Regions from separate parts of the Homo sapiens genome. Here region 1 is linked to region 2. A link is an interaction called in ENCODE POLR2A ChIA-PET data of the cell type or tissue named here. Cell type or tissue: MCF 10A. All regions are shown on one strand. Links, peaks and the distances in the headings refer to the core of each region. The heading gives the core; the rest is flanking DNA. Region 1 overlaps RYR3 (ryanodine receptor 3). Region 2 has its middle 50 kb from the start of FMN1.

Region 1 (12,744 bases), core at 3,242-8,241, 490 kb before region 2:
CACAGTTGCTAGAGTATAATGTTTTCTCAGAACGTTTTCAAAAGCATCCAAGTTACTACGCCATTTGCTTTGTCTTTCTTTAGCACTGTTCCCTTTTTATAGGCAGAGCCCTCCCAAGTCAGCACCTGCCTTCTTTGGCCCAAGCTTGATGGTTCACCATGCTTCTTACCTCTTACTTAACAGCAGTTTCAATTCTGTCTCACCATCCCCACAGCTCAAAGCTCTTTCCAACGGAATGTGTGTTTAATTGTCCCAAAGACGAATGTTACACATGATCAAAGCAGACAGTCCCCCTGGGAAGGGTTCAGGCTTTCATTTGAGAACTACTGCCATGAAGGACAGGTCCAAGGGGCTCATATAGGCTCAGGCTTACTTTCCCTGCTCACTCTGAAGCAGTTTTAGAGCTCTTCATTTAAAATGCACCTGGAGCTGACTGTATACCCTACAGCGCATATTCATAACTGGGCAGAACTACCACAAGCCAAAACTTAGCAATATTTTGCCCAAGGGATAAGCACACCTCCATGGCCTAGTCAACACCAGTGAGAAATTCTGGAAAATTACAGGGAGAAAGTAAAAGGTGCAATGGTAGGGCTATTCTGAAGCTCCAGCATCCCTCGGCATGGCAAAGAGCAGGTCCAGCTTTTCCAGTGAGGACCCCACACTGTTCTGCCATCACACCGCAGCCTTGCCAGGACACAGCTGAGTGTTATTTATGGAGCTGTTGTGATGTATGATGCTATTAGAACCATATGAGCCTAATTCACCATGAGCAAAGATATTGTCAAAAAGCTCATTAATAAATTAATTGCATAATTTGTCAGGGTAGTTCTCTCAGTGCCTCAGGAGATATTTATGTGTGGGAACGTCTATCTCTGGTAAAAAATAAACCAACCCTTTCCTCCCCCACCAAAAACCCAGAATATAATAATACAGATATGTATGGATTAAACCTTGTGCCTGATGGGACTTGACACATCAAGAGAAATGATGAACAGTGTTGGCAGGAGGGAAAGAGGTAAAGCTCACATTTCTTGCTACCCTCTGGAAGAAAACATTGGCTATTGGACAAAATACAGCACCAGCTCAGAGATGATTCTGGACTCACTTCATGGTGTTAATAGGTTTTGGGTCAAAGTTGCCATCCGCATCCACTGAGATCTGTTTCTCCAACGTGGCTGTGATTCTGGTATCTAAATAATCTGGTGGCAAGGCCCCAGCTATAGCACTGAGACAAGGCAGGGCCATTCGGAAAAGATCTGGGTCATATTTCTGTGAGGGAAAAACAAGGCCACATTAGTAGAGAAAGCAGAACCATGCCTTTAGACAGAACCAATCACCAATCAGCTGAAAACAGAAATAAAATACGCGCATTTATCCAGGTTAACCAAAACGGGAAATGTGTAACCCCTTAAATATTTTCTGGTGGAAATGCAGGTATCCTTGGAAAATGAAATAACACTATAAATCCTCAAGTCACCATTTGCTTTAAGTTGAAAAATCTTAAAACAGGCTTAAATCAATATCTCCTAAATGACTAATTTCAAGACTACCTAAGGGTTAAAGTGACTAGGCGCTAGGCCAGAAGGTGACTATAAACTTGTCTGCTAAGGATGGTCACAGAAACGGACCCAACTTATAACTGGAGAGGGCACAGTAAGCTGTGCCAAGCTCTGCAGTAGCTGATATGGGTCATATGTTGACATCATCAGCAGGCTGCTCAATATCCATCATTCTCTCTTGAACCCAGCCAGAAATGAATTTCAGTCAAATGGCATGGGGTTGGGAAGAGCTTTTGATCTGCTTATACTAGACCAACGAAATCCAGGGGTAAAGAAAATTTAAGTGCAGGTGAACAAGCTATGTGCATGTTCTAGATTTCTCTAAGAAAACCAGACCTACTCATTTTCTACCTTTAAAGCTCCTGACCTCACAAACTGGGTTAGGGGAAGTGGAGCAAAGTCTAAGAGTCAGAGCTCTACTTCAATCACACCGTTCAAGTAAGGCCTGGGATTCAGAGGCTCTCAGTTCTCACTCGAAGCCTCCTCAAATGAGTGCTTGCAAAGAACCTCTCCCAGAATGGCTTAAGGTCTTCTGGAAATCCCCTGTCCCACCATCACAGCAGATGTCAGGACTTTTCCTCTTGGCTCGAGCCTAGTGAAGGTTGGCAGACAGGAGCCACACCAAATCAGGGGGAAACGAATGGGGAGGTAAGACATCAAAGACTGACATCAGATGATCTGTGTGGAATTCACTCTGGTAGTCACTTTCCCTCGTACAGCTTTGTGAATGTGAAAATTTATTCAGCTACTCTGAGGCTTTTCTTCACCTGTAAAATAAGGATTTTGAGAGTTTCCATTTCAGAGAGATGGGCAAGGATTGGCGTAATATGCTTGTGAAGTACTTAGCACAGGTCCTGGCAAATGGAATGCTAAACAGATGACGGCTGTTATTATCTGTAGATGCTGGAGCACTGAGATGCTCTCTTTTTGTTCAGAAAGTACTGTCATTACCTTATGGGAGAGCGAGTCAAAAATCCCCCAGAAAAGCTTCTCCGTTAGGTGCAGCTCTTCTTCCACAGCTAGCCCGTAGCTCCCCCATCCTGAAGGCAGGCAGTAATACTTCCAACACTGTTCATAGTGATTCGTCAGAAGCTGGGAGGTGCAGAACAGGACAGACCAGCGGGGTGGCATAGAGAAAGTCCACAGGCATCAAAAACATGCAGGAGAGAATCAAGTAGTAAGCAGAGACCATGAGAATGAAACATGCGAAACAGCTGGGCTGTCTACAAAGAGGCCCTTCAAACACCGCTGGGAACAGTCTGCTCTCAAGCTGGGAACAGTCAGCTTGAGCCTGAGCGGATCTGCCTGATTAATTCTTATGCCTCCTAATGTGCCCCCTAGCAGTTACTAGGAAATGGAGAGGAGCCGTTTCTAGTTCACACCAGAAAGTGCTACCTTCTGAAAGTAGCCACTGTGAGCTGTTCTAGCCAGTCAGGGGTGGAAATAATTTCTTCTGGGACCTTTGCTTGTAATTCTGGAAGATCTTTGGGGGATGCTGATATGGGGAGAGGATGGTGGGCTGCAAGTCGTGGGTCTGAAGATTTTCTCTCGTCAATTACTACCCGTTGTTTCCTTGCCCCCACTCCCCGTGCCCGCTCCCTCTCCCCTCTCTCACACCCCAGTGACTTTACAGCAGTTTCACATCTCGCCAGTAGAGGGCAGAAGTTACCAGTAATGTTTCCATCCCAGCAGGTGTGATCCATGTCCTCCAAGAAAAATCCCACAGATTTGAGAGGTAAAAGTGAGCTTATTGAGTGATATCAATAATGCCTCTTCAAAGCCAGTATCCAGCTGGCAGCAAAGGCTTGCAGAGGAAGCAATACCAAATTAAGATGGTAATACTTTAACTATGGTTTTCAGTTAAAGTATTTTTTTGAGATGAAAACTGGGGCTGCTAGAGAGTAGAATTAGCCCTTGGAGGACTGTGGAATCTCTAAGAACATACAAACTGTTTTCTGCCTGGCATGAAGACAGGGGATTGAACTAAAGCCCTCTGGGAATTCTTGTTAGCACAGTAAAATGCTGCCTGAAATGCTCGCTTGGACTATAAAGGAAAGTGCTGTTAAAATCATTAGGTAGGATTTTCAGGTGTGGCTAGCCATTGCTAACACTTTTGCATATGGGAATATGGCAGGTGCCTCAGAGATAAAAGGTAAAAAACACTGTCTGCTTGGGTGGATGACTGATTCTGGTGTCCTCCCACCAGGCCCAGATGCCTCTAGTGATAAAATATTTGTAATTTATGAGAAAACCAGAAACAAGACAATAAAAAAAAGGGAAGGCCAGGCATGGTGGTTCACACCTGCTGTAATCCCAGCACTTTGGGAGACTGAGGAGGGAGGGTTGCTTGAACTCGGGAGCTCAAGGTTGCAGTAAGCCGTGGCTGTGCCACTGCACTCAAGTGTGAGTACAAGAGCGAGACTCTGTCTCAAAAAAATAATAATAAAAGAGAGGGGTCTGTGGTCTTTTTGTTAAGAAAGAGAGCCAGGCACAGTAGCTCATACCTGTAATCCCAGCACTTTGGGAGGCTGAGGCAGGTAGATCACTTGAGGTCAGGAGTTTGAGACCAGCCTGGCCAACATGGTGAAACCCCATCTCTACTAAAAAACAAACAAACACACAAAAATTAGCTGGGCATAGTAGCATGTGCCTCTAGTCCCAGCTACTCAGGAGGCTGAGGCAGGAGAATTGCTTGAACCTGGGAGGTAGAGGTTGCAGTGAGCTGAGATCTCACCACTGCACTTCAGCCTGGGTGACAGAGCAAGACTCCATCTCATTTAAAAAAAAAGTAGAAAACAAACAAACAAAAAAGATTTCTTACAAAGAAGAAAAGCACAAAACAGTATGGAATAGAAAAGGGACATTTTAATCAATTTAATGAAAAACCACAGGGCCTTCAAAGCTTTTTGAGATGAACACAATCTGAAAACCTAATTACATTGGGGAAGCACAAAATCTAAGTCCTCGTATTAAATGCAGCTAAATATCAAGCAGTCAGTGGAAAGCAGTTAAAGAAAATTGGAGCAATTTTCTTCAACCTCGGCATTCAAGAAAGGACTTGGTTTTGTGGGATCTATCTTGTTAGCTAACCATCAACTTAAGGGAGTAAAACCCATTTAGCATGTATTTTTCCTTCTAAATTGTGAAGACATCACATATTACAAGGCAAGTTTCCTGTGCAATAGACTGTATTTCTGTAACAATAGTGATGTTTACCTTGAGAGGCATTTTGCAGTATTCATTGAGTTGCGGCACATCAAAAACGAGGCGTCGCAGGAGTTGCTGTAACATGGAAGGCCTCAAGTGACTGCAGTATGAAATGACAAACGTAGATAAATAAAATGAAAACATAATAATAAAGGAGGAATGAAAGAAACACTGAACAATAAGCATATTACAGCCAAGCCTCAAAACAGCTCCTAATACACAAGATCTCGGATAAACAAGAGTAGATGATGAAACACTTGAAAAGAGTACAGTTAAAATTCAGAAAAAGAGTGCTAATGAATTGGGATACCCGAAGTGGAATTCTAATTGCTATGTGACAAAATGTTCTAGGATATATGCATACTCAAAATATAGTCACTGATTATGTGCAAAGAATATAACAGAAAGAAGGTGCAGTTCATTTTCTAGTCATCTCTAAGGTCCCCTGAACTCTGCAGAGGGAGAAACTGGCGTTGAGCAGCTGCACAGGTGGAATCTGAGGCCACCTACTGGTGCGATTTGAAGAGAACTTTAAAGCCCTCCGCCTTATGATCTGGGCCATGAAATTCTCACTACTGGAATCATTTGTTTGGGGTAAGGCTTTGTTCTCAAAACAACTCCGTTAATAGGCAAACACAGTAACTATTTAAAGAATAATCTATCAAATTACAGAGTTCATGGCACAAATAAATTTTGAGGTAGAGAAAGGAGAGATAAGCAACACGAATTTTGCTTTTTTTACATTGCCAAACTTTAAAAAAAACCTAGTGGAACCTATGGTTTTCTCCAGAGAAAGGTGTACACACATAAACACAATTTGGTATATAAGTTCAGCTCATGAATCCCTGGATTTTTTCCACTATTGCCTAAGGAGCTAAGGAGGTAAAGCTGACACCCCTTTGTTAAATGTTGGAATGCCAGGGAAGAAATCCTTGGAGCATCTACAATAAGAAGGATGTATGCAGATGGAGAACAAAAGTCGTCTGTTTCACAACTGTTTCTGGAGCTGGCCTTGTGATAAAAAGCCCCAGGGTGAAAATACACAGCAAGTAAGTAGCCTTGTCTCAGAATCCAATAGTTAGAATGCAAAAATCACTCAATGTTTCAATTATTCAGCTAATTAGCAATTGTCACCTAAGATTCACTAACTTGAATACAAAGAGTGCAATAAGTCTGTAATTCTGTGAATTCCTGACTTATTAAAATAAACAATGAAAAAACCTAGTTAAGTATCAGTTTGCCTGCTACATCTAGAGCTCAAGTGATCAAGAAGAAAAGCTCTAAAAGTACAGTAATAGGGGCTGTGAGCTCTACTTTTTGTTTGATGTAAAATTCCAATTTCTCGGCCAGGCGCGGTGGCTCACGCCTGTAATCTCAGCACTTCGAGAGATCAAGGTGGGGTGATCACCTGAGGTCAGGAGTTCGAGACCAGCCTGGCTAACATGGTGAAGCCCTTTTTCTACTAAAAATACAAAAAATTAGCCAGGCGTGGTGGCGGGTGCCTATAGTCCCAGCTACTTAGGAGGCTGAGGCAGGAGAATTGTGTGAACCTGGGAGGCGGAGTTTGCAGAGAGTGGAGATGGCACCACTGCACTCCAACCTGGGCGACAGAGCGAGACTCTGTCTCAAAAAAAAAAAAAAAAAAAGAAAAAAAAATCGAATTTCTCCAAAGTCTGATTCTTTAGAAATATTTGCAGCTCAAATCAGTCTCACCAATGCGACTTTGTTATTAGGAAACAGCTTATGTTGGGAGGCAGGGGTCCTTGGTTGATGTGGTTTCTAAAATACACCTGGAGTTCAGCTCCAGCAAAAGGTGGAACACGATCGCAGCTGTTATTGATGCATTACCAACCAATTACAAATTAAAGCTGATGGAAACGATTTCTTTTTGTGTAAACTCATTATTTACTCCATTTTCTACCGTTAAGAAAATAGAGGCTCATAAAAACAAATAATGGGGCATTAATCTTCCTTTTGAAGCGGCAAAGTGCAAAACCTAGGTACCTTATTAATTCCTGGAGGTTAATTGGTGTGTCCACTGAAATTTGTCTCTCTTGAAAGATCAAAAATATTCTAATTAGCTTAATTGTCTGCCAGTTATCATAAAAATCTTGTGTTGAATGAAGCAGTAACATAATATTAGGCCTGGTTTGGGAAGGAGATCTCTGGGAGAAAACCCTTTTTGGGGCCTGGGTCGAGGCCTCCTTCCCATCAACCAGCCTTTACTCCCCACCCCAAGAAAATAATACCATGCAATGACACAGCTTGTTCCATAAAGCAGTTAAAGCCTGTAGGCCTTAGACAATACAAAGACAGTAGATACAGCTTAATTTTAAAAAGCATTTTAAACATAGTGATCATTGTTATATTTGAAATATAAGCATGAGATTATCCTTTTTACAACATTTTAAAACTGTTTTGTAACAGGCTTTATTTTTCAGAGCAGTTTTCGGTTCACAGCAAAATTGAGCAAAGGGTACTCAGAGTTCTCATATATCCCTGGCCCCATACAGGCACAGCCTTCCCCATTATCATTATCCCTCACCAGTGGCACATTTGTGACAACTGATAAACTTATATTGAAACATCGTTATCACCCAAATTTCATAATTTACATTAGGGTTCACTCTTGGTGTTGTACATTCTATTGGTTTGGACAAGTATTTAATGACATACATCCATCATTATACTGTTTCCACTGCCCTAAAAATTCTCTGTGCTCAGCCTGTTCATCTCTCCCTCCCCCAACCCCTGACACCACTGATCTTTTCACTGTTTCCTTAGCTTTGCCTTTTCCGGAAAGCCATATAGTTGGAATCATACAGCATGTAGCCTTTTCGGATTAGCTTCTTGCACTTAGTAATATGGGTTTAAGGTTCCTCTATGTATTTTCATTGCTTGATAGCTCATTTCTTTTTAGCACTGAATAAATTCCATGGTCTGATGTACCACAGTTTATTTATCCATTCGCCCACTCAGAAACATCTTGATTGCTCCCAAGTTTTGGCAATTATGAATAAAGCTGCTACAAGCATCTGCATACAGGTTTTTGTATGGACATAAGTTTCCAACTCATTTGGGTAAAAAAACCAAGGAGTAAGATAGTTGAATCATATAGTTAAGAGTATATTTAGTTTTGTAAGAAACTGACAAACTACTTTCCAAAGTGACTATACCATTGTCACTCCCACCAGCAATGAATGACAGTTCCTGTTGTTCCACATCCTTGCCAGCATTTGGTGTTGTCAGTGTTCTGCATTTTGGCCATTCTGATATGTGTGTAGTGCTATCTCATTGCTGAGATTACCTTTTGGTGTGATGTTCTACTCACATCGATGTGAGGACCGATGAGTTTTTTTTTCCAGGTAGCCCTAGCTCCCCAATGCATAGTAATTTCATCTGTGATTAGAAAAGAACTCATTCAACAAGAAATCAAGACCATACTCAGCTGGCCCCTAAAGGGGGAAGGCTGTTGATCCTCTCTCTGGAGTGCCCTACAGCAGTGATTCCTAATCTGGACTACATATTGGAATCACTTGGGAAGCTTCAAAAGCCAGAATCTTGGGTCCCATCCCTAACAGTTTTGACTTTTTGGGCTCGGATGTGGCCTGGGCACTGGGATATTTATTTCGTAACTCATCAGGCATTTCTGATATGCAGGTGAGAAGGAAAAACACTGGCTGAAAAATAGCAGATCATAGTCTTGGCCTGTGCTGCTAAGACCTGTTGAAAGGGTCGTCTTCCTTGGATTCTACCAGACTTGACTTAGATTCCTGAAGACCCAAGGCTCTTGGGGTGACTTTACCTTTTGTCCTCAGCTGGCTCTGATGCCCATCTGCAGTCATAAAAATTATTGCCTTTAATTCCCCACTGTGACTGGAGGTTTTTTCTTTCATTTGTTGCTGGTCTTGGGAGGCCTAGAGGTAGGTCGCTTTTTTTTTTTTTTTGAGATGGAGTCTTGCTCTGTCGCCCAGGCTGGAGTGCAGTGGCATGATCTCGGCTCACTGCAAGCTCCACGTCCCAGGTTCACGCCATTCTCCTGCCTCAGCCTCCCGAGTAGCTGGGACTACAGGCGTCTGCCACCATACCCGGCTATTTTTTTTTTTTTTGTATTTTTAGTAGAGATGGGGTTTCACCGTGTTAGCCAGGATGGTCTCGATCTCCTGACCTCGTGATCTGCCCACCTCGGCCTCCCAAAGTGCTGGGATGACAGGCGTGAGCCACCGTGCCCAGCCGGTAGGTTGCTTTTATTCACACTCAGAGTCTGGCTTCTATGTAAGATATGCTCATGTAGAGGACAGACACATCTGCTTCTGGCTCTATCTTGAGAATGAAGAGAATGAAGACAGCCCTTAATCTGAACAGTTTAGGCCTGAAATAGTCTTCTGGTCCATCAACCGTAATGGGTAAAGCCTGAGCTGTGCCCTCTCCCTTCCCCCAAAGGGAAAGATGAGCCTCAAGGAAGAGCCTGTGGCAAATAGGGGAGCCGAGCACATCCTATGAGATGTCTGGGGGAGGGCTGGTGTATGACAATGGCCTGGAAGCTTCCTTAGACTAGACCACCAGTTTTTAGATTACATAGGAAAATGCAGTTGACCTGGATGCATACACAGAAGTAACAACATAGGATATGTACTTACTTGCAAATGGCAAGCAAACATTCTTCTATAGTGTCCCTTTGTGCTTTGGTGAGGGAACGTCCCTTGGATAGCCTGTATATTGTCTGCAGTGTGGAATCAATCAGAGAGGTGCAGTGTTCTGTTCCGGCAAAGAGAGGGGCACATCTTGTGAGGAGCGGGAGCACAGCAGAACATATATACCTATTTAGTGCAAGCGCAGCCTCTGTGGTGCTTAGGGAAACCTAGAGAAAGAAGATTGGGACACAGGTTAATTGCCCTGAGGAACAGAGCAAAGCTGGCTCTGCACAGAGTTCCCATGTAGCAAGCTGTGGGAGCTTATATATGTCCACGTTGCATAGCAAGGCAGTGAACAACTTTCTACCTTATCGGCAGTTCTATTTTTCTTTTTGCATTTTCAATGAAAAAAAATCAAGTTAAAAGAAAGAACAAAAAAAAAACACACAAAAAAATCATAACAAAGGCTAGCTGGCTCTAAGTCTTCCCAAATGATCCTATAAATATCTGTTCCCTTCAAAAGAATTTTGAACTCATTAAAATCAGCTGATGGCCAGTCTAACCCAACATTTTGATGCTTGCAAAGTCTAGTTGCCAGGATACTACATTACTATTCTGGTTTTCGCTCTCTTTTCTCACCTACCAGGGACTCACACACTGTAATTTTACAACTGTAAGATTAGTGAATGGTTATAGGCCAAGCAGTTTCTCAAATTCACCAGTTTTGTGAAAGCGAAAGTGGAACTCTGACTCCTTTCAGTTAATTGGTGAGCACTTCGAGCAATTCACAATCAATACTGACATTAGAGTAGACCCCACTAAAGGGAACCTGACTCTGCATGGGCAACGTGGAAAAGGAACAGAAACTTGGGACCTTCTGTACAACTCTAACATAGTTCTTGCTTACAATGCTCTTTGATGTACATTTAGACGGATGAATGGAATACAAGGAAAACCCATTTAGTGACACTAAGTATAGCCAAAGCATGCTTTACCACCATCTTTGAAAACTATAGAACTTTCGAAAGAAACCTTGAGATCCACAGAGATGAAATATTGCCATTTCCTGTGATTCCTGCAGTCATTCTATCTGTAACACACTTTATATAACTTATGATTTGAAAAACCATTTTCTTTGAACTATATACATGTCTCATTGTTCCTATAAATTATCTAAATTATCAAGTTTGTCTCCTAGAAACTTCAGTAATCATGCTGGGAGAAACAGCTAATCTTTCACATTTATCACTTTAATATACAGACTTAAAACGAGAAAGGACAGAGCTTTGATTTCAGTAGATTATAAGTTTTCAAAAGAGAATGCATGAATGTCTATGTGTTAATGAACTGAATATAACACCTTTTTGTTGTAGATGGTGTTTGGACAAACATGTGATTGAACACCAGATACTAGAATAGCATTTGCTGTTTATTTGATTTATAAAAACATTAAATTATTTGATCAGGAAGCTTGGGGAGATCCCATGAGTTAAGAAAATTATTTTTAAAATCAAATAATTTATAGAAAAGTTCAAAACAACAGCAGTGGCAGAAGCATTGTTTTAATTATTCACAAATAATTATTCATAATTATTCATTATGAATAAAAAATTATTCATTGTTTTATTATATCAAAACATTGGGTTAGACTGGGTTATTCAGTATTAGGGATCGTATACCCTAATACTGTCATATATACCATTTATCATCACCATACCACACATGGGAATGCAGCTCCCACTCAGGTTGGGGCTCATATTTCTTTCCATTTCTGGATAACCCATGCAGGTGGAATCCATCCAAGTTAAGGTATTTGCCGCTGACAACCCATCACAGAGCTCAGATTTCTGTCTCTGTTGGACACCAGGTGGAGCCTTTGAGAAATGTTATAACTAAAAACAACACTAAACTGGAAAGATGTTTTTTAGACTTACGCAGATCTAGTTTGTCTTTTCTCCTTGGACCTATGACTCCTGGTGTACCTTTTTCTGCTTAGTTCTGACTTGTGGCATCTCGTATCTGAGCTTTGTAACTCTAGGGGCCTCCTCTCTTGATGTTTGTTGATGGTGAACTACCTTATCTATCTCACCCTTGATTTCCAAACTTATATTTGCCTTTGTCCTCTTGTATTGACCTTCGTCAGGCCCCTGGCTTCAGACCTATCCATCCTGGTGGTCAGTACATGAAACTAAGAAGCGAGAGTGTGAAGAGTAATGTCAGCCTATAATGTTGCCAGCCAGCCTTTTTCAAAGGCAATAGAGACACGGTCTCACCAGAGGGTGATTTTGTCCCCGAGGGGACATCTGGTGATATCTGAAATTGATTTTGGCAGGGATTCGCGGTGAACTGGGGTGCTACTGATATCTAGTGGGTAGAGGCCAGGGATGTTGCTACACGTTCTACAATGCACAGGATAGCCCCTTAACATTTACTGTCAAGGTTAAAAAAACTCTGCAATTGAGGGAGTTGGATTTGGGGTCAAATTGACCTATATCTAAGTCTCTGGCCCAATAAATTAAGATCTTCCATTTCATGATACCTCTATTTTCTCACCCATTAAAGTAAGCTATTAAAATGTAATTGGTGAGTAAAGAGAAAATATTTGCTTCGAAGTCCAACATTACTAATTTCACAATGATGGGAACAATAATTTTTTGTTATTTTTGCAACTTACTGTATCTAGAGAGGCAGAAGCTCTTAGGTCAGGTAAAAATCCAACCTCCAGCAAGTGGAGCAGAAAAGTTTGATCCTTAATGCCATAAACGCGGTCCAAGAACAGCACCATAGGTGCCTTGTGGTCAGGGCAGAAATTGGCCGCCATATCTGGCTCACTGACCGACCCATCTGAAAGACACATAGAAAATGTAATTTCCCTTTTCCTGTCTCCAAAGTCTCAAAAGATAACACAGAGCTTGTCTGTCTATAGCTTATTCTCCCTATAAGGGACAAGAATTTTTGGAAAAATACAGATTGAGCATCTCAAATCCAAAAATCTGAAACCTGAAATGCACCAAGATCTGAAACTTTTTGGGCACCAACATGATGCTCAATGGAAATGCTCATGAGTATTCTGGATTTTGGATTTTCAGATTTGAGATATGCAACAGGTAAGTATAGCGCAAATATTGCAAAATCCAAAAAAATCCAACACGCTTCTAGTCCCAAGCATTTAGGATAAGGAATACTCAATCTGTACAGTGCTGCGCTGAAGGCAGCTTGTACTTTGTTGAAAAGCCAGTTTAAAATTCCAGCCAGTTGTTAAACATGCTCATTATTAAAAATTAGAATTTACAATTAAGTAGATATTTAAAAAAGGTAACAAATACTAGAGCTTATTACTT
Region 2 (12,744 bases), core at 4,938-9,937:
TACTATGTCTATGTCTAGCTATATCTGGATCTATATTTAACACAAAATAGTGAAAAAATCAGGATCAGGCCAGGTGTGGTGGCTCACACCTATAATCCTAGCACTTTGGGAGGCTGAGGCAGGCAGATTGCTTGAGCTCAGGAGTCTGAGACCAGCCTGGGAAACATGGCAAAACTCCATTTCTACAAGAATTAGCCAGGCATGGTAGTGCACACCTGTGGGCCCAGCTACTCAGGAGGCTGAGGTGGGAGGATGGCTTGAGCCCAGCAGTTGGAGGTTGCAGTGAGCTGAGATCGCACTACTGCACCCCAGCCTGGGCAACAGAGCCAGACTTTGTGTAAAAATAATAATAATAATAATAATAATCATCATCATCATCATCAGGATTCTGCGAATATGAATAAAGTGTGAGGATGGGACTATACACCATGATGTTCAGTACAATCATAAAAATTTGGGGCTTCAAATGTGGCTTTGACTTCTTGGTTGTAAAGTAAGAAAGGGAAATGTGGTCACTTTCAAAGTGCACACTATCTACTTGGAGCAATAAGGTAAGAAGGGTTTATTTTGGGAAGTTTCATCGAAAGGGTGAATTTGTGCAGTGTCTTTAAGAAAAGGAAAATGCAGTTTAGTGGAGGGAAAATGTTCCTCATTAGTGTTTTTCAACCAGAGGTGTCTACTGCTCTGGGACATTTTACAAAGGCTTTCAAATTACATTCGTGTTGACTGTGGATAGGTGTCCTGGGGAACATGGCCCTCTGTTGGGAATGCTGCCATGGTACAATGTGTTGCTGAGAGTGTACTAATGGGAGAGTACAGGTTAGAGTCTCTCAGTTGTGTTGAAAGAAGAAAAGGGTGAAGAATACCTGTTTTAGACAAAAGGAGAAGAACAAGCCATTTGTTAATTCATTTATTCTAAAAATAGCATATGCCATGTGCAGAAGAAAGATGAGATAAAAAAAATAAAACACGTACCATATTAGGGAGAATTAGATGCCGCTCACTGTATGTCAGCCATGGTGTTAGGAGCTTAACATATGTGATTTCATCTAATCAATCACCGCAACTTTGTAAAGTAGAAGTAGTGCTCATTTCACGAGTCAGGAGACTTGTGCTTGGAGAGAGTTTAAGTAATTTGCCCAAGGTCCCTTCTTGAACAATTTCAGGAGTCACCATTCCTGTTGAATTTCCTGTGAACAGTGCCCCTGTAGCCCAACTGAGGAGATACATAAAAATGGTTTTGATTAACACACGCACTTTCAAAGGGTTTGTGGCCTAATTGTGGGATGAAGACCAGTATGCTCATATTCCTAAAAACTATATAAAAATCCCCAAAGAGGCAAAAAGAGGTTAGAGGGAATCATTCTGCCAGGATTGGGGCTGGCATCCAGGAAGCTGTACAAGGTGTCACCAGTGGCAAATCCATATGGGTCTGCAGTAACATCACTTCTTGCCTCCTCAGAAGAAAGAATTCAACCGAGAAGCCATAGGCAGAAGGAGAGGCCGGGGCAAGTTTTAGAGAAGGAAGGGAAGTTTATTAAAAACCTTTACGGGAGGCTGAGGCAGGAGAATGGCGTGAACCCGGGAGGCGGAGCTTGAAGTGAGTCGAGATCTCACCACTGCACTCCAGCCTGGGCGACAGAGCGCGACTCCATCTCTTAAAAATTTAAAAAATTTAAAAACAAAAAGCTTTAGAGGGGAGTTGTGGAGTGTGAAAGAGAAACAAAAAGCTTTAGGGCAGAAATGAAACAAAGTAAAGTACACTCGGAAGAGGGCCAAGCGTGCAACTTGAGAGATCAAGTGCACGGTTTGACCTTTGACTTGAGGTTTCACATGTTGCCATATTTCTGGGGTCTTGCGTCCTGTCTCCGATTTTTCCCTTGGAGTAGGCTGTCCGCATGCGCAGTGGCCTGCTAGCACTTGGGAGGTGAGGTGCGCAGTGTGTTTCCTAGAGTTGTTCATGTGCTCATTCGAGGCATTCTTCCCTTACCAGTCAAATGTTCCTAGGAAGTCATATACCAGTTAAACTCTCCCATTTTGCTTCTTAATGTACATGCTTGAGCCCCCTTGCCCAGCTCCTGAGATCTTACCAGAAAGCGGCTGATCACCAACTTCAGGTGTTTGTATTTATTGGGAGACGGCCTTTCCCTGGCACCGGCTGCAACCAATTATTATTTTAGAGAGGCACTGTAACAACAGCCTGACCATCACCTGATGGTCGCCTCACATTTCTGATTCCTGGTGTGTGTGTGGTGTGTGTGTGTGTGTGTGTGTGTGTGTGTGTGTGTGTGTGTGTGGCAGGAAAGCCCTTTCCGGCTCTGCTCATGTCTTACCAGCTACCTACTGAAACAGAAGCAGCATTTCAGCTAACTGAAAAGGATGGATAAGATTATGGGAGATATTACTGCACGGGAGAGATGTTTTGGGAGAAACAGTAGTGTGTCTTATAAGGACTTTTCAGCAACTTGAGATTGGTACAATTTATCTGGAAAAGGTTAGACTTAAATCATAGAAGAATTCTCTCATTTTGAGCTAAAAAAAAAAGAAAGAAAGAAACAGAAAAGATCATAGGGGAGCAAATTGCGTATACAGGACAGAAATGGACAGACTTGAAGTCCAAGCACACACCTTTATTGATATCTCTTCAATTCTGTATCCTGCCTCATCTTCTTAGTCAACACAGAGAAGAATCCAGGAATGGTTAGTAGAGTGACACTGACGTGTAAAATGCCATCTACTGTTCCGGCAATTTAAGACTTCAAAAAGCGAAGAGGGAATTCCAAAGGAGTAGGCAGTAAAATGGAATCTCTGGACCCTACGCTCCTCTTCCTTCCTGTTCCACCTCCACACACTCCTTCCACCTTTGAAACGTCAGATCCTTTTTTCCCAATGATGGCATTGCCAGTTAAGGGAAAATAAAGAGGCTTGTTTTGCAACTCCAAGAATCTGATTGGGTGAGAATGAGGGCTTGCTTAGCTATTAGATAAGTCTTCTCTCAGGTCCTTCCTGGCTTGCTCTCTGACATCCCTACCTTATAGCTCCTGGATGCATTCAATATAGATGCACACTTTGGATTTGGGGACAGCAATTTGTACACATGCCACACAGAGATCATGGAAGAGAAATGAAAGTGATCACAGGTACCATTAGGCCTAGAGATTTGGAAAAATGAAATATGTTCTATAAAACTGATTACTGCTTTGGAAGAGATTTAAACTGTACCTAGAAATCTGTTTCATAGATCTTATTGCTGCTACAGAAGAGATCTAGACCGTCCTAAAGGGCTGAACTCTGCTCCCACTGTGCCCACAGTGATGCCACAGATGGATTGTTGCTGCCCCACCCGCCCCCCTGCTTACCCTCACCCACCCAACCCACTATGACACACTGGCCGGCCCAGCCAGAGATTATATAATAGGTCCAGCTATGCGTGCTTACTATCAGTAAGGCATTGCCCTTTCTGATAGTTCTGACGTTCAGTTGGAAATCTCTGTTGGGATCAGAAGAAATCTCAACTGGGAAGAGAAGGGTGAGCTCAGAGGGCATCATCATCACACCACATTGCTATGTGTAAAGACCATAGAAAGAAAAGTAAAATCCAGGGAGAGTGGGAAAAAAAAAAAAAAAAGGAGGAGACAGGAGAAGAAATTGAAAAGGAGATTAAAACAAAAGAGCTTAAACAGGAAGGGAAAAGAAGAGAAGATGCAATGTGAAAGGAGAATACAGATTTTGTTCTCTACTTTTCTTAGGTTGGATTTGGTCCTGAACTTGTGTAGTGCGATGATTAGGATATGCTGTGTCTGAGAGCCTGACATGTGTTTCTTCCTTTCAGTAGTTGTATCCTGTTGCCCATGCTGCTGTTTCTGCTGTTGTTTTAGGGTTAACTCCACTTATAATAGAGATTTTTTGAAAGTAGGATGGTAATAAGCTAATAGAAATCAGTCAGCCAACTTTTTGGTACCCTCTAACTCTTCTACTATTTTTTAAAGTTTCTCTGAAGGTTTGGTTAAAAACAAACACTCAGTATATTTGTCAATAGACATACATGAGTACTCTTAGTAACTTGTGACGGGACAAATGTAGGTGAGAAAAGGAAAGTGGAGCCAAAGTGTGGAAAATTTTGAAAACAAAAAGATTCCTGTGCTCCAGTGGGTTTCATTTATGAGATTTTTAAATTAAAATATGATCTGGTTTACTGAAATTTAGCTTGTAAAAAATACTGCAATTGATCATGGGAAGCATGAGAGTGTAGGAGGCTTACGTTTCTTCTTGGCTCTGTGTGGCCTGAACGCAAGGTCTACCTTTTACCTGCTCATTCCTGGGGCAATTACTGCATTGGCTGTTAGGGGCTTTTCCATAACGGATGTTTGTGTTCACATTTTAGGGACGCTATGATGGAAGACGTTGGACAGAATCCACTGGATGATGTGTAAGTATGGGAATAATAAAAGAGTTCAGTAGAGGAAGCTCCACGGGAAGAGTCTCCAGCAATCCAGTAAGGAAGAACTCCACTGTGTGAGAATTTATCTCCTCAAGTCTGAGGAGGCTTCCTAGGGATAAGAAACTTTGGCTTCAGTTCTCTGTTCTTCATCAGAATAATGATGGGATTTTCAAAGATCTCTAGTGTCTCAAACAGCTAATCAGTCTGGCAGGAAAAAGATTCATCACCCTTTTGGCCTCTACTCAGCCCATGTCCCTGCCTGACTAGGTTAGAAGATAGCAAAAGGAGAAGCCTTTCCCTTGCAGGTCTCTAAATGCTTTAGAGGTATCACTTGGATTCTGCATACTTCATCTAAGATATTTTAAAACAAGTGTGTTAAAGTATTCATAGAAAAAATATTTTTTTTGCTTCATGAAAGCTTTGTTTCAGTGGGTTCCATTTATAGTATTTAAAATTAAAATGTGGCTCCACTCCAGGAATTTACTTTATGCAAAATAGTGTAGAAATCAATTTATCATGGAAAACAAAATAAGGCTGGTTAAGCTTATTAACAACAGAAGATAAGAGAATGAGTGAAACTATAGGGGAACGTCTTCTTAGGGCTCCTATGTTTTCCTGTCCTGAGGTTGGTGATAAAGATGATTTTCTGTAGGTAGCAGACGATATAATTACCAGCATTAGAAGCTGTAAAACAGAACCTTGACTGCCTGAATTCAGACCTTGAAAAGGACCTGCAGAAACTGGATATGGAGAATCAGGTTCTCCTTAGAAAGATTAAAGAGAAAGAAGAAACTATTTCAAGGTAAGGCTTTGTGGTTGGTGGGGGAAGGGCCTCCCCGCCCCTGCAGGTCCTTTGGGATACAGGTGGAAGAAAGTTTCACTTATTTGATGGTGAATCTTGACGTTTTATTTAAATCCTAAAGTATGAACTACAGTGCCCTCAAAATACTTCAGGTATAGATTTTTGCATTAAATTTTCACATTAGGTTGACATTTTATCGCCATTGCATTTGGTAGTTACTCTGACTTCCTGAGACTTCGAAAGTAGCTTCTCAAATTGGGGCCCTGGCAGCTTTCTTAGGGGCTGAGCCACACCTGGGTGACTTTATATTTCTCAGCCTGGAAAGAAAGCTGGCCTTGTCACTAGAAGAAGCCAAAGAGGAGGAGGAGTTGAACTATGTCATAGATGAACAGGAGGAATCCCTGAGGGAGCTGGAATTAGAGACAGCAAAGCTGGTAAGGAGGTGTCTAGAAAAGGACCATTGGATGCATTTTGTTTGCATTCTGCTGCTCTCCTTCCCAGGAATTCATCCCATGTTCATTGCTTCTGTGTCTCAAATCATGGCTGTTTAAGAGAGTGTTCTGGGAATGAAGCACTGGGCATGGGGGCCGAAGAGGCTTTTTTCCCAGATCTGCTGTGTGAGCCAGAGTGCACTTTTCCGACTTGATAGACTAATCCCCAGATATTATTCCAGTGGCCTGATGAAGGGGGAGAGATGACGGCAGAGCAACTTTCTTCCCTTGACTTTCTTTTTCCCCACAGGAGAAAAGTAACGCAATCCTAAGCAGGAATGTGGTGGAGGTTCAGAAAAAGGTAAGGGGAGCCCTGGGTTTTTTAGGGTCCCCGAGTCCCTAAGAACATTGTGTCTTCACAAGAGAAAGGCTGGTGGGCTGGGCTGGGAGTATGCAGGAGGGGTCCTAGGCACATTCAGAATGAGAAAAGATATACATAAACGTTAACGGAAAGGCTGTTCTCCACATAGCAAAGCATGCCCTGGAAACAAGCCTCGTTTCTTAGGAATCTTATCAATAAGAGTTATCTTCCAGAACTCTGTAATCACAGAGACTGGAGAAGAAGGAGCAACTGGCAAAGTTTGCATGCTCCCTCTGCACTGCTGCTGCCAATTGTTCTCTGGGCATTACAGATTGTGGTGAGAGGGCTAAAGGGCTTTAGAGGGGGAAAAGACTTATCCCTCCTCCCACTCTGCCCCATTCTCTCTTCCCTTTCTCATTGTCCTCCCCTCCTCACTGTGCACTTTCTTCCATGGGCTGTGGGAACAGAAAAGTCTGTCTAGCCCACATGGAGTCAGGCAGCCTCCACAGAGAGAAGGAGATGCTTTTCTTCCAAGCTTCTATCCAGGGCCCGAATTAGTAACCACCATCTGCAGCCTGGGACCCCAGTCTGCCACTGGCCCAGGTTTTCATGTCTGTGTGCCTTACTTAGTTCATGATTTTTTGAATGGTATTTTAGATTTCAGGGTTATTTACAAATATTGGCCTTGAAGAAGAAACCACAAAGCAGATCCTGGAGGAAATGAAGGTGAGTAGAAAAAACAAACAGATTTTTCTGGGAGATGTGTCAATTCTAGGTCCTGTGAGAAATTGCTCTCAAGGACTACCCTAGGGTATGTACTGGTTATGTCTGTGTACTTATCAGAGATGAGTCACTGTCCTTTATTCTCTGCATGTAATCCCATGGCCTGTGGGGGCATTTATGACATCACTAGTCACACTAGGAGCAGAGATGACTGCAGTGGATCAAAGTGGAGGGAACTGCTCCAGAGTCCCCATCTTCCATCAGTCGATAAAACACATGTTCTGAATGCCCATTGGGACCTGCCCTCCAGAAGCTTATTATTTAAGTGAGGACACACAAATAAGATATTCAATAGGAAGAAAATATTGACTCCCATAGTCATACAGGGATGTGTCATGATCTTCTGATTTCCAACCCATGGCTCAAAGGCCAAAGAAGTTTTTTTAAAATTTATTTTGTTATCTTTTTCCTCTGCTAGAAGATAAACTCATTGAGAACATGAATTGTTGCCTATGTTGTTCATTTGTTTCCCCAGGGCCTAGAACTATGTGCCTGGCACATAGTAGATGCCCAATAAATATATATTGAATGAATGACTACACTGGACACCCAATAGTGGGGAAAACCCCTATTAGGAAGCTCTCTGCATACTTATGTGGTGAGTGTGGCAATTTAACTGAGCCCACTATACAAGAGCTCCACTGTCTTATGTATTTCTCAGAAAAAGAGAAACCAGGTTTCTCTCTCTCTTTTTTTTTTTTTTTTTTTTTTGAGATGGAGTCTCTCTCCATCACCCAGGCTGGAGTGCAGTGGTAAGATCTCGGCTCACTGCAACCTCTGCTTCCCGGGAGTTAAAGCAGTTCTCCTGCCTCAGCCTCCTGAGTAGCTGGGACTACAGGCACACGCCACGATACCTGGCTAATTTTTGTATTTTCAGTAGAGATGGGGTTTTACCACATTGGCCAGAGTTCACCATGTTGGCCAGGGTGGTCTTGAATTCCTGACCTCAAGCAATCTGCCTGCCTTGGTCTCCCAAAGTGCTGGGATTACAGGCGTGAGTCACTACGCCTGGCCCAGGTTTCTCTTTTATTTTCTGTGTGATTCAGGGGACATGCCAGTGCACCCTATGAAATATGAGTGGGAGGAAGAGGCTTGTGAGCTTTGGTCAGTAGGCCTGGAGGAAGGAGGATGGCTGGGTTCACTGAATGGGCACTGGCCTACTGAGGCGTAAATGTCAGCTCTGCCACTTTAAACTTTAACAAGTTACATACTCAACTTCTCTGCGCCTTTGTTTCCTCATTTGTAAAATGGAGAGGGGAGGGGGTAATAACAAGTGCCCACCCTAAATTGTTATCAGATGTCTTCAACATGATAGCCATTAGTGTCATGCCCTCTGCTGGTCTGGATATGGTAATTACCCACTTCCCTTCCATAAAAGAATGCTAGTAACTTTCTGCCGTCACTCATTGTCTTCCACAGGCAAGACTACAGAAGTCAACAGAGTCCTGTGCAAAGCAAGAGGAGGAACTGGCCAAGGCAGAGGCAATGTCTCTTCCACTGAGGGTCTGCCCGGGATAGAATGGGAGAGAATCCCAAGGGTCTTAGAAACAGATCTGCTTGAGGCATAGGAGGGGGAGGTACAAAAACATCTTGCAAATGAATTTCTGATTCTTATGCATTCTTATGCAGCTGAAGGGAAAGAAAACTTCTATTAAAAATACTGCTTTTACCATTTCTTACATCTCTGTGTCAAATACCATTGTTGAATTCCAAACCAAAGTGCCTTGACACGTCCCCTGGTATTTCACATGAGAGGCAGATGACAACTTGGGCAAAATATTTCCTTTGCTTAAAACCAGACCCTGTGCCTAATGATGAGATCACCTCTTTGTGATGTGACTGTTTTTCCTTCAAGTCAGGAGTTGCTAGGTAACCAGCCAAGTGCCAGTGCACCAGGTAGGGCCCCAGGGAGGAGACTGGGCTTGGTTCTGATTTAACTCATGAGGTTTGTTAATTTTCTTTCTTTTTAGATAGAGAGTGACTACCAATCTGTGTCTGACCTCTGTAAGGACCAGGTCTACTACATAAAGGTGCAACCCATGTGGAGGAAAAGTCCGAGTAGAGGCAGAATATCTCCAAGGCCATGGGTTCCTTGGTTTTTCATTAGGCTAGAATGTGTCACTAGGGAAAATGCTCTGTATACAACAGCAACAAGAAGACGGATGTATGTTAAGGATTTACTTTGTGCCAAGTACTGTGCTAAGCACTCAGCCTATAGTATTTTTCTCAATCAATTTGTTCAATAATTCTATGAGCGTGACAGTTATGATCAAGGGGACAATGAGGTTTCAGGAAGTTAGAATGCAGCTAGTAACAGGGAACACAGCTAGTAAACGTCAGAGCTGGGATTTGAATACAAGCAGGGACCTGAATGGGAGGGAGCTCTTTTTGTTCATACACATCCATTCCGGTCACTAATATCTTTGAATTTTTTATTAGAACCCCTCCCCCACTGGTGTGTGCATACTGATGAGTATATTGTTTGGAAAATAATTAGCAGAATGTTTTTATCAATGACATCATGATGAGATATGGAAATTTTCCATTTATGACTTTGTTTATTTTTTAACTTCATGGAAAGAAATACCAGGAAGTTCTGAGGAAGATGAAAGAGGAAAAGGAGACGCTGCTTCTTGAAAAACAAATGTAAGCTTAGAAAAATGGCCTCCCTGACAGACTGCAGTAGCAGTCCGGCAGTCCAGGCGGCCTTTGAAGGGCGGGGTGCTTCTCAGCACAGTGTGTGTCACTGTGTAAATGGCCTCCAACAAGTCATCTCTTTCAGCCTCCGCTCCATGGTTCAGACTGGAAAACCAACAGCATTCAGGCTTTCCTCTTGCCTTCCTCAGCAACTGGTGTTTTAAAAGCCTCTTTTTGGCCAGGCGCGGTGGCTCATGCCTATAATCCCAGCACTTTGAGAGGCCGAGGCGGGTGGATCACCTGAGGTCAGGAGATCGAGACCATCCTGGCCAACATGGTGAAACCCCGTCTCTACTAAAAAAAAACAAAAATGAGCAAGGCATGGTGGCGGCCGCCTGTAATCCTAGCTACTTGGGAGGCTGAGGCATGAGAATCCCTTGAACCCAGGAGGTGGAAGTTGCAGTGAGCCAAGATCAGGCCACTGCACTCCAGCCTAGGCAACAGAGTGAGATTTTGTCTCAAAAAAAAAAAATCTCTTTTTAATGTTCTTCTCTTTGTTGTTGTTATTGTTGTTGTTTGTTTGAGACAGAGTTTCACTCTTGTCGCCCAGGCTGGAGTAGAATGGTCTGATCTCAGTTAACTGCAACCTCCACCTCCCAGGTTCAAGCGATCCTCCTGCCTCAGCCTCCCAAGTAGCTGGGATTACAGGCATGTGCCACTGCGCCCAGCTAATTTTTGTATTTTTAGTAGAGACAGGTTTTCACCATGTTAGCCAGGCTGGTCTCGAACTCCTGATCTCAGGTGATCCACCCGCCTCAGACTCCCAAAGTGCTGGGATTACAGGCGTGAGCCACCGTGCCCGGCCCTAATGTTCTTTTCACATGTCCTCAGAGGCATGCAGTTCCTGAAAATTATCTGGAGCTATGTTCAGAGAGGAAGAAACGTAGTAAAAAGAGGACTAGGGGCCCAGAAATATTCCTTTATGTGTGTGTGCTGTCCCCTTTCCCAGGATGCAGTGGGTCCACCAGACTGACCAGAGGCCCCAGTGATGCCCTTTTATACTTTCTTTCCATAGACTGTATGTCTCAGGACTTGTCACACTTTCCTTTTGATTATTTATACTTTTCAATTGCATTATATAATGTACATAGAGTGCACAAATTTTATATAGCTTGGTGAATTTTTATACATGATAACACCACTGAGATCAAGCTGTGGAACATTCTGAGTTCCCGAAAACCTCCCTGTCCCCTCCTCCCAGTCAATACTCCTGGAAAAGTAACCATTAGCCTGACTTGCATCTCTTTCTTTTTAAAGCATTCTTGAACTTTATATAAATTTAGTATGTTCTTGATTGTGTCTGGCTTTCACTAAGACTCACTCGCATTGCTGCATGATTTGTTCTTTTTCATGGCTGTTATATTCTATTATAGAAATATGGCACAATTTATCTATGCTACTCTTAAGGAACATGTTGCTTATTTCCAGTTTGGAAATTTATAATAAAGCTGCTACAAGTATTCTTGTGCATGTCTTTTGATGGATGTATCCTCTCATTTTTCTTGGGTTAGATACCAAGGAATAGAATTTCTAGGTCACAGAGTATATACATCTTTGGTTTACTAGATAAGCTGAACAATTTTCCAAAGTGCCTGTACCAATATCCCCTCCCATAAAAAATGTACAAGAGTTCTAGCTATTCCTCATCCTTACTTTCACTCAGTATTTATAGCCTTTATGATTTTAGCTATTCTGGCAGAAGGGTGTAGTGATGTATACAATTTTGATTTAAAAAACATTTTATTACTCAATAATGATATTTTATGTGCATTTTATTGCTGATTAATAATGATGTCTTACAGCTTTTCACACAGTTTGGAAATTTGAATGTCCTCTTTTGTGACATGTCTTTCGCCTGCATCTGTGAGATGGTTAGTCTTTTTCTAATTGATTTGTAGGAGTTCCTTATTTTTTTCATAAGATCCTTTGTCAAATGTGTGTATTATAGTCTATTCTGAGGCTTTCCTTTTTTACTTTCTTAATGACATTTTGGATAAACAATAGTTATTAATTTAGAAAAAAATCTAATCTGTGAAATGTGTCAATCCATTCTTTTTTGCTTTCTGCCTTTTAGAGGTCATAAAACTACTCTCTGTGGTTTCCCCTAGAATTTTTTATCATTTACCTTTTACTCAGGTTTACATTCTTTTGGAATTTATTTTCTTTTCTGTGGTGTGAGGTAGAGATTAAAATTTGTGGGGTTTTTTTTCCATATGGATATCCAATTGATCCAGCACAATTTATTGAAGATACTATTCATTTGCAGTGGTGTCTTATTTTATGTCTGGTGACCATATATGTGTGAGTGTTTCTGGATGCTTTATTCTGTACAATTAGTCTCTGTTCCTATCCTTGTGCCAAAACTACACTAATTATTATAGCTTTATAATTAGTATTGATATGGTAGCTTAAATTCTGCACGATTATCTTGGCTTTCTTGGCCCCTTGAATTTCTATATAAATTTTAAAATCGGTTTTTCAACTTCTACCAAAACAAAAACAAAAAACCTTGCTGAGATGTTGATTGGAGTTACATGGAATCTATAGATAAAGTGAGAGGATAATTAGTATCTAAACAATAATTTTCCATGGCCAGGTGCTGTGGCTCATGCCTGTAATGTCAGTGTTTTGGGAGACTGTGGGGCGGGGGAGGTTCTATTGAGGCCAGGAGATCGAGACTAGCCTGGGCAACATAGCAAGACTCTATCTCTACAAAAAATAAAACAAATTATCTGGGCATGGTTGTGTGTGCCTATAGTCCTAGCTACTCAGGAGGCTGAGGCAGGAGGATGGTTTGAGCCCAGGAGGTTGAGGTAAAAGTGAGATATATTGCACCACTGTATTCCAGCCTGGACCACCGAGTGAGATGCTATCTCAAAAAGAATAATAAAAATAAACAATAGTTTCACACACCATGATATCTTTATCCCTTCGTTTATTTAGATATTTAATTTCTCAAAATAACGTTTTACAGTTTTCTGTGTGGTGTTCTTATACACTTTCCATCAGATTTATTCCTAGGTATTTAATATTTTTAATGCAACTGTGAATGCTGTGTTAATTTGATTTTCTTTTTTTATTAATATTAAAAATAAAATAGAGACGGTGGCCAGGTGTGGTGGCTCATGCCTGGAATCCCAGCACTTTGGGAAGCTGAGGCAGGTGGATTACCTGAGGTCAGGAGTTCGAGACCAGCCTGACTAACATGGTGAAACTCTGTCTCTACTAA

Evidence for each region. ChIA-PET counts read pairs that join two places held together with the same protein. Peaks named below come from ENCODE experiments on the same cell type or tissue, not always from the same donor. Only the 100,000 strongest peaks of a DNase experiment are listed, where the experiment ranks them.
Region 1: POLR2A ChIA-PET joins it to region 2 with 5 read pairs; 2 of 35 experiments call an interaction of 5 or more read pairs at or near these places.

What each region holds. Positions count from the first base shown.
Region 1 is chr15:33,728,360-33,741,103 of GRCh38, reverse strand. RYR3 (ryanodine receptor 3) reads right to left here. Exons shown (of 104, transcript NM_001036.6): 47 at 12,078-12,247; 48 at 9,410-9,630; 49 at 4,779-4,869; 50 at 2,514-2,654; 51 at 1,109-1,272. Among named protein-coding and RNA genes, the nearest start is that of CHRM5, 230 kb to the left of the region's middle. RefSeq lists an enhancer at 2,513-3,053. In MCF 10A, for the core only: a CTCF peak has its summit at 5,265 (motif pointing left); no DNase peak of the experiment used is centred there.
Region 2 is chr15:33,238,254-33,250,997 of GRCh38, reverse strand. It overlaps the pseudogene TMCO5B. Among named protein-coding and RNA genes, the nearest start is that of FMN1, 50 kb to the right of the region's middle. RefSeq lists a silencer at 12,604-12,744. In MCF 10A, for the core only: a CTCF peak has its summit at 8,146 (motif pointing left); DNase peaks (open chromatin) are centred at 6,897 and 7,897.